Linked DNA regions of Homo sapiens: region 1 is linked to region 2. The links are chromatin contacts, found by Hi-C in ENCODE. All regions are on one chromosome and are shown on one strand. Each heading gives the region's core, a stretch centred on a gene start or an enhancer-like site at or near the end of the contact. The rest is flanking DNA. Distances are from core to core; before and after follow the strand shown. Region 1 holds the start of KIF11 (kinesin family member 11). Region 2 holds the start of GLUD1 (glutamate dehydrogenase 1).

The links. A loop is a pair of places that touch in the nucleus more often than their neighbours do. Pooled maps may share reads with other maps.
Region 1: a loop to region 2 is called in a map of CD8-positive, alpha-beta T cell, with 5 times the contacts of the local background. The contact joins the promoter of KIF11 here to the promoter of GLUD1 in region 2. A Hi-C loop is called at or near these places in 2 of 168 maps with a recorded cell type or tissue (CD8-positive, alpha-beta T cell and naive thymus-derived CD4-positive, alpha-beta T cell) and 10 of 50 pooled maps.

The regions. Positions count from the first base shown.
Region 1 is chr10:92,590,290-92,594,443 of GRCh38, reverse strand. KIF11 (kinesin family member 11) reads right to left here and starts at 1,314. Exons shown (of 22, transcript NM_004523.4): 1 at 992-1,314. The coding sequence starts at 1,068. RefSeq lists silencers at 910-979, 1,060-1,109 and enhancers at 577-1,328, 1,430-1,479, 1,510-1,699, 2,510-2,599.
Region 2 is chr10:87,092,793-87,097,532 of GRCh38, reverse strand. It overlaps GLUD1 (glutamate dehydrogenase 1), which reads left to right and starts at 2,690. Exons shown (of 13, transcript NM_005271.5): 1 at 2,690-3,208. The coding sequence starts at 2,764. SHLD2 (shieldin complex subunit 2) reads right to left here and starts at 2,327. Exons shown (of 10, transcript NM_001330112.2): 1 at 2,285-2,327; 2 at 544-599. RefSeq lists enhancers at 1,677-1,736, 4,141-4,678 and silencers at 1,779-2,036, 1,957-2,656, 2,777-2,916, 3,117-3,456.

The sequences.
Region 1 (4,154 bases), core at 65-2,564, 5.5 Mb before region 2:
CCAGAGTACAACAACTAGTAAGTGTCACTGGCTAGACTTAAGATTGCCACCCAATTTCCTCTCTGACACCTTGTTTAGAAACCTAGTCATCACCTTCGATATCCACAATTCAAGTTACCAGGGCTGAGTAAACAATAGCCTAAGAAAGTTTGTTGATACAAGTTTTTCTAAAAAATAACCTTTTAATTTTAGAATACTTTGGGGTTTACAGAAAAGTTGCAACAGCAACTGTTAACAGCCACAAAAACGGACACACAAAACACACATACTCAGTAAACTGTGGAGAGCCTCTAAAAAGTTGAATAAATCAATTCTAACTAAGCAGCAGTTTCTAGCTTATTTTAAAATTGGGAAGTTATTTGGAAACCAGTCAGGGGAGGGCCGAACACCCCTCCACATCCCTTTATCTCGAAATATCCGTTTAGTTTGGTCTATGAACAAACACGCAGATGAAAGGGAAAACTGCAGCACAATCAGAAATTTACACTAGCTTAACTTGTCTTGATCTTTTAAAAAACATAAACTCACTTTATTAATTTTTAATGTTTAAAGACAGAGATGTTTACTTGTTTAGTAGGGATGCAGAAAATATTGCATCTAGAATAAAGAGAACAGTGATTGATTGCTTTTTAGAGGTAATAATACCAACGTAAGTGCTTAACCATCTGCAAAATAGGTATTCAGTCTTACTTCCAAACTGACAAACTACATGAAGTAGCATATAAAAGTGACACCTACATCTTTATTGACTATAGTTTAAACATAAGAACGCACTTTTCAGTATGGAACAGTGATCAAATCAAACATGTTATTTTCTCCTAAAAACCACATACACACAGCAACCGGGTGTCATTTTTATTGAACAGAACGCGGAGAACCAAGAAACTGGGACCCTCAGGAAATGCAAATAAAATCCCTCTCCCTGGACCGCGCAGTAGGGGGCCCAGCAGCGAAGCCGCAGCGCTCGGAATCCTGTCAGCCCTCTCCCTACCTGCATCTCACCACCACCTGGATGTTCTTCCCCTTCTCCTCTTTCTTCTTCGCAGACGAATTTGGCTGCGACGCCATGACGGTCCCCGCCAAAAAATCAAGGCCCGGCCGCGGACCTGGGCGCTGTGAGGGGCGGAGGGGCTTGGCGGCCGACAGGGGCCGGAGTCTCCCTGGTCCCTCTCGGGCGCTGGCGTGGCCTGGAGGACCGACGCACGCAGGTCGGCGTCCCCGCTCTCTACCCGGTACTCTGGCCGTGGCGTTTGTCCCGCGCCAGTCGGAGCCGCCAAATCACTAATCTCGTCTCCGCCCGAATCCCCAGAAACTAAGCAACGACTCGGCGCCTCAATTTGAAAAAGAGACAGAGTAGCCGGACCAATGGCTGCGCTGGCGCGCAAGGCACCATGGGATGCAGTATCCTCACTGGAGCCCCGCCCCCGGAGCGTGGCCTACGGGAACGTAAAGAGGTGGTCTGTCTGCTTGCTCCGGAACTTGGTAGTCCAGAGCCGAGACGCTAGAATTGAGTGTGGAACTTTTAGCGTAGCGTGGCTCAACTTACATAACGTCCCTAGCCCAAAATTCCCTCAGCTGCAGAGAGGAAATAATAGTAACCATCTCAGAGGGTTAGGGTGAGAATTAATGAGCTTGTGGAAGTAAATAGATTGGAATATATGGTAAGCACTCGCCATGATTATAATTATTAGAGAATTGTAAGAGAGGGCAGTAGAAGCACAGAAGAGAGGTCCAAAGCGAGCCGCCATCCCGGAGGCAGAGACCAGAATAGTCTTTGTGTGTGTGTGTGTGTGTGTGTGTGTGTGAGAGACGGAGTCTTGCTCTTGTCACCCAGGCTGGAGTGCAGTGGCGCGATCTCGGCTCATTGCAACCTCCGCCTCGCAGGTTCAAGCGATTCTGCTGCTTCAGCCCCCGAGTAGCTGGGATTACAGGTGCGTGCCACCACGCCCGGCTAATATTTGTATTTTCAGTAGAGATGTGGTTTCACCATGTTGGCCAGGCTGGTCTCGAACTCCTGACCTCAGATGATCCACCCGCCTCGGCCTCCCAAAGTGCTGGGATTACAGGCGTGAGCCACCGCGCCCGGTCCAGAATAGGCTTGAAGAATAATTAATGTTGGGGCCCGGTGGCTCAGGCCTGTAATCCCAACACTTTAACGGGCCGAGGTAGGACGATAACTTAAGTTCCAGGAGTTTGAGACCAGTCTGGGCGACATAGGGAGACCCCCCTCCCCGCGCCTCCCAACGGGTCTCAACAAAAAATAGAGGGGAAAAAATAGCCTGGTGTGGTGATGCGTGCCTTTTGGTCCCATCTACTCGGGATGCTGAGGAAGAAGGATCGCTGAACACGGGAGATAGAGGCTGCAGTGAGCCGGGATTATGTCGCTGGATTACTCCAGCATAGGCGACAGAGCAATGCCCTTTCTCAAAAAGAAAATAATAATAATAATAATTAGGAAGTGTTAAGCGATAAGGCTACTACAGGTTCCAAATCGTGATGAAATGGACACTGGACGCCATTTGGAGGACTCTGAATTTATCCTTTAGTCATCATCTCTAAGTGACTCCAGGCAAGAAAGCAGGGTCCGCCTCGATTTTAGAACGACTGCACTGACCGAGTGACGCAGGCCGCGGGTGCGCTGCGCTCCCCGTTTCTGCGCGGCGCAGCGGGCGGTGGCATCTCAAGGAAGCTGCGCAAACATCCGCCGCCCCGGCCTACGGATCCCAGCATGCAGCGCTCGCTGGGGCCTGCGCGCCGTCGGTCACCTCCGGCCTGCTGCGGGAGAACTTTTCGGCGTCTTGGCAGTGCCTGGCGTGACTCGACCGCTGTAGGTGTGGTACGCCGCACCAGGAAATACTGAAACAGGAGCCTATTGTTATGAATAACTTTTAAAATCTTAAGGAAATTGAACACTTGAACAAAGGATTTTTAGCAAAGCAATTTTATTTTTGCGCAGAGGGGTGCCTTTTTGGCCAGTCGCCTTGAGAGCACACCTGAACAAAGGGGCAGGAGTCTATTTTTGACGCAAGTCCTGCCCCTGTATCTTTTTCCCATTGGCTGGGGTCGGGTCGTATAATCTAAACTAATCCCGGTTGGCTAAACATTTGATTTTTTTTAGCTAAGGTGGGTACTTAAAAGAAAGCGGACAGGAAAGGGGAAGGGGTGTCTGTAATGAGCTAAAAAGTTAGTCCCTTCAAATAAGGAAAGGAATGTGAGCTGGTATTGATAAGGCCTAGTATTGTGGCGTGCCTGGGCATTTAACAAAAGCAAAAAAGGAGAAAAAGAGAAAAAAGGGAGGGTACTATGAATTAAAGAATAAAAGATTGATCGGGTTATTTGAAGAGAAACATCATATCCCACACTATGTTGTAGTCGGTTCCTGGAACTGCGCTTCTGGCCCACACAACCCATGGGAACCTAAATGTCGTGTTAGTCTATTAAGTAACAACCCGGTGTAGTGGAAAGCTCTGATGTCCTTTTTGTGTTCCTCCACTTGCTAATCCCCTACATGCGCCCCCCCGCACAACCCGCCCCAAGGAAATAACTGCATCTACAGCTCCTTCTGCTGGTCATCTCTATTTTGAGTAGCCAGCTGTCTATTGATATCTCCTCTTAGGTGGCTCGCTGGCATTTCAAAATGGGACCTATCTCCACCCTAATCTTTTCTCATCTGGATACTGGTGCTAACCAGAACCTTTGATTCCTCCACGTGTAGTGGAGTCCTGTTGATTTTATCTCCCCTCCGATGATCACCCTAGTACAAGGCTCTTATCTCTTCCCTGAACAAATGTCATCTACCTCCTTAACAAGTTTCTCTTCTGCCCTTTTCTCCTACCCCCAACTCCTCCACTACATTTACTCAGCAAGGGAAGTGTCTTTTAAGAAATAAGAAAATAAGATTATGCTCTTCATCTGCTTTTTAATCTTACATTACCTTCTCATTTGTATTTGGAATTAAATCCAAACTCATTACCATGCTCTGTAGGGTCCTCATGATCTGGCCCTTGTCCATACCACCAACTAAAGGCACTTTCCAAAAATCTCATTACCATGCTTCAGAGCTCCTAGCTTTTTCCTGTGGCCAGGCCCTTGTACCTGACGTACCCTCTGCCCTGAACTCTGTTTGGCTCTTTGCATGGCTTACCCATCTCATT
Region 2 (4,740 bases), core at 1,441-3,940:
GCAACCTCTCTCCCTGGTTCAAGTGGTTCTCCCAAGTAGCTGGAACTACAAGCACTGCCCAACCCCCTCCCCGCCACCACGCCTGGCTAATTTTTGTAGGCCCCCCACCACGCTTGGCTTATTTTTGTATTTTTAGTAGAGACAAGGTTTCACTGTGTTGCCCAGGCTGGTCTCGAACTCCTGACCTCAAGTGATCCGCCCACTTTAGCCTCCTAAAGTGCTGGGATTACAGGCGTGAGCCACCTCCTTAGGCCCAATTCCACCTTCTTGAATTCAGGTGAACAAGTCACAGAAGAAGCAAAGTTAAACATTTATTTTTCTGAAGGCTAAGGTTATAAAGAACAACAAAAACAATAAAACTAAGCTTTTAAAGATTTTTCCTCAGAACATAAACAAATAATTTAATCCAAAAAGAAAAATATTTCCATGTTTACTGATGCTAATCATTTTATTCTGAAACTCCGTGGGTTTTTTGCAGGAGTGGGGGATTGCAATGTAAGAGAGTAAAACGATAATACATCCAGAAAAAAGGAAATTTGATACCTTAATCTTTTGACCATCAAGGAAAATTCAGGATTCAGGTCAGAGTACATTTTTCACTGAAAAACACAGTGCAAATACAATTAATGACAATGACTTATTTAGCAAGTAAGGTAAAATATAAGTTCCACCTGTATGAAAAGATAATTTTGACTTTGAGAGTACACTTAGATGAATGTCATTTAACAGATCCAGGTTGTCACCTTATATTTTACACAATATTTCGAGAACTAAGAACTTTCTCTTCCATATTCTAAAAGATGAATAACATGAACATATCGGGAAGCACCATCGTTTTGCAGGTCCAATGGGTGTCATTTTAAAACCACCCAAGTACACTGAGACCGCTAACGCTAGTAATGTGGTGTTTGGCAGCTAGTTTTAATGACTGTCATTAGAGCTTTATTTTTTATTTTCTTTTTATAGAGACGAGCCCAGGCTGGTCTTGAACTCCTGGCCTCAAGCGATCAGCCTGCTTTGGCCCCCAAAGTGCTGGGATTACAGGCGTGAGCCACCGTGCCAGCCTCGTTAGTTTGAAAAGCACCAAAAGCTATCCATAGGAATGTGAACTTTAGCATTTCCTATCAAGTATGTATAAATACATAACTGAACCCTCATACAGCATAAAGCTTATAAATCATATACTGAGGCCAGGCGCGGTGGCTCACGTCTGTAATCCCAGCATTCTGGGAGGCCTAGGCGGGCGGATCACTTGAGGTCAGGCGTTGGAGACCAGCCTGGCCAGCACAGCGAAACCCCGTCTCTACTAAAAATGCAAAAATTAGCCGGGCGTGGTGGCGCGGGCCTGTAATCCCAGCTACCCCGAGGCTGAGGCAGGAGAATCGCTAGAACGAACCCAGGGAGGTGGAAGCTGCAGTGAGCCGAGATGGTGCCACTACACTCCCGCCTGGGCGACAGAGCAAGATTCCATCTCAAATAAATAAATAAAATAAAAAATAAATCATATACTGAACCATTTAACAAATACATATATTCCTGAGAAAGAATTTCCTGGGGGCATTATCGCATTTCTAGTTTCCTTATTTTAGACTATTTCAGAGGGAGATAGGGTCTCCCTCTGTTGCCCAGGCTGGGGTGCAGTGGAGCTATCGTAGCTCACTGCAGCCTCGAACTCCTGGGCTCAAGCCATCCTCCAGCCTCGACCTCCCAAAGTGCTAGGACTAAAGGCGTGAGCCACCGCGCCGGGCCGGAGCCTCTGTCTGCAAAGGTGAAGCAGTCAGTACTGTGGGGCGACACAACCACGACGTGCGTAACTATGCGATCTCCACACTGCGGAGCAGTTGAACGGGACAATAAAAGCTCGCGTGGTGAGAGCTTGTGGGCGAGTGACTCCCTTCCAGCTCACGCCAGCCACGCATAATCCAACTCCGGGTGCCACGCCGCTCTCTGCAGCCCTGGCTGGTGACGCCGAGCCCTCAGCCCGGCCTTACGCGGCGGCGGCTCTGCCTCGCTTTCCTGCCCACGTGTCAGCCCCTGCACGCCCGGCCCCGGCCTGAGGCCGCCAGAGGACAGGCCAGGGTGGGCCGCCCGTTCCGAGGGCGCGCGGGCGGAAAGGAGGGGCGCCCGTGACTCACATGACCCGGTCCCCGACCAGACCGCCAAGCCTCACCCACGCGGCGCTCGGGGGGACTCGGCCTCTGAGCGCCCTACAGAGGCCAGCCCCCGACCCCGACCTCCCTGGGCTACCCCCAACCCCCCTGAGGGACCCCCGCGGCGCACATACCTGAGAGCCCCGCCGGAGGCGGGTGCGGCCTCCGGGCAAATCCGGCCGCCCGTGGGCCCGCCCCGACCCGCCCCGACCCGCCCCGACCTTCCCCTCCCTGCCCCTCCCGTCCGTTCCCCTCCACTCTCCTCCCCGCCCTTCCTCTCCCCTCCCCTCCCTTCCCCACTGGCGCGCGAGCGTGCGCGCCGAGCCCGCCCGCGCCTGCGCGCCCCCGACGCCCCGCCGGCGCGCGCTGCCGCCAGCGAGGCCCGGGGAGGCCGCGGCGGAGGCGGAGGCCCGGCGCCCTGGGCGGCGCCCTGTCCCCGAAGTCCGTCCTCCCCGTTAGGTGGCGAGCGCCCGAGGGGAGGGGACAGCCGGGCAAGCAGGAAGCTGCGGCTTAAAAGGGCAACCCGCGCGGGACCCTTCCTCCCTAGTCGCGGGGAGTCTGAGAAAGCGCGCCTGTTTCGCGACCATCACGCACCTCCCCTCCGCTTGTGGCCATGTACCGCTACCTGGGCGAAGCGCTGTTGCTGTCCCGGGCCGGGCCCGCTGCCCTGGGCTCGGCGTCCGCCGACTCGGCCGCGTTGCTGGGCTGGGCCCGGGGACAGCCCGCCGCCGCCCCGCAGCCGGGGCTGGCATTGGCCGCCCGGCGCCACTACAGCGAGGCGGTGGCCGACCGCGAGGACGACCCCAACTTCTTCAAGATGGTGGAGGGCTTCTTCGATCGCGGCGCCAGCATCGTGGAGGACAAGCTGGTGGAGGACCTGAGGACCCGGGAGAGCGAGGAGCAGAAGCGGAACCGGGTGCGCGGCATCCTGCGGATCATCAAGCCCTGCAACCATGTGCTGAGTCTCTCCTTCCCCATCCGGCGCGACGACGGCTCCTGGGAGGTCATCGAAGGCTACCGGGCCCAGCACAGCCAGCACCGCACGCCCTGCAAGGGAGGTGAGCGTCGGCCGGGCCCCGTCCCGCCCTCCCTGCCTCCCCTGCGGCCCTCCCCTCCGGCCTCCTGCCGGTGCGGGGCCGCTGCTCAGCCCAGCCCAGCCCAGCTGGAGCGGGCCGGGTCCCCGCCCGGGTCACCCCGCCTCGGATGTGGCCGGCTCTGTGGATGGTGATTTTTCCGCCTTAAAATCATCATGCGATTGGCCTGCCCCCTCCCCCGCGCCGTCACCCCGGGCCTCTGTATATGCTGATCTTGCATGCAGAGTAGACGCTGCACCGGTCTCCTTTTGGTCCCGGTGTCTGTGTCACACACGGCGGGTCCTGCCGAAATGCACTTCTAGGAAAGGGAATGACCTGCCCGTGTGATAATGCCTCGTCAGTGTTCTTGGGCTTTTGTGAGTCTCCCCTAAATGCAAGCTGTCAAATTATTTTCTGGTATTTGTTCACTCCTGTTCCAATAGTGACAGATGATATCCGAACATAGAAAATGACTTGGCTTCTAAGTTTGAAATCTAGACAGTTTTATTAACCAAAGGAATTTACTAATCACGCGTTAATCGTTTCAATTAAGTAATTTTCCCATTCTGACAAGTTCTGTTTTATACCAAAAAAAAGGAAAAACACAAAAAAATCACAAGCAATGTAATATCTCTGACAAATAAACACCTGGCGTCCTGACAGTAAATTTACAGGTTGTAGGCTGCGGATGGCCAGCCAGCCAATGGAATGAAATAGCTCTGGGGGTGTGTACTGGTCCTGGCTAGCCCTGAATTTGAGCTTCAGGAAAAATATAGTACGTGAAGAAAGGGGTCAGATAATGTTTGGTAGTCACTGGGTTATCCTGTGGTTTAAATCATTTAATGTCTGTAGATTTGGCCTCTGTAGTCAGATTGCTTTCTTCGAGCAAATAAGAGCTTTTTTCCCCCCAATACATTGCATCATACCTCTTTAGTAACATAAAATGGAAAGGACAAACCACTTTTGTCTACTGTAAAAAAGAAAAATTATATGGAATAAAGAGCCCAGGGAGGCGAGGAGTCTTGTTGGAGGTGGATTGGCTGAGAAGCACAGAGGATGTTGGGCTAGACCCATGTCTCAGTAAACCTGGTTCTGTGGTCTTTCAGTTATGCCCGCTGACTTATGAGGATTTTTAGAAATCCTCTCTGTACCGGAAAAAACTTGAGCGGTGCTGGTGTTCCCAGCAGGGGGGACAAAGGTTGTTTTTAAAGATTTACTAAATTTGCATTGACCCCGCCCACTTCTAGGACTTAACTTTGGAGCTTAATTATCCCCTAGCTCTGGTTGCCTCAGCCAAAACCAATGTTTGAACCACTTTGACCTCTGATTTCCTTTCTAGCTTCAAAATTGTATAAAATGTACACACCGTCAGTCTCCTACATTTGCCTGCCTTCTTCCTACCACTCCCTTATTATCCAAACCAGGAAAACAAGTTCAGACTCCAAAGAAAGGCAAATAAGGATGTTGGAGGAAGTTCAGGCAATGTTTAGCAAATATTGAGTTGCATCGTTTTCTTA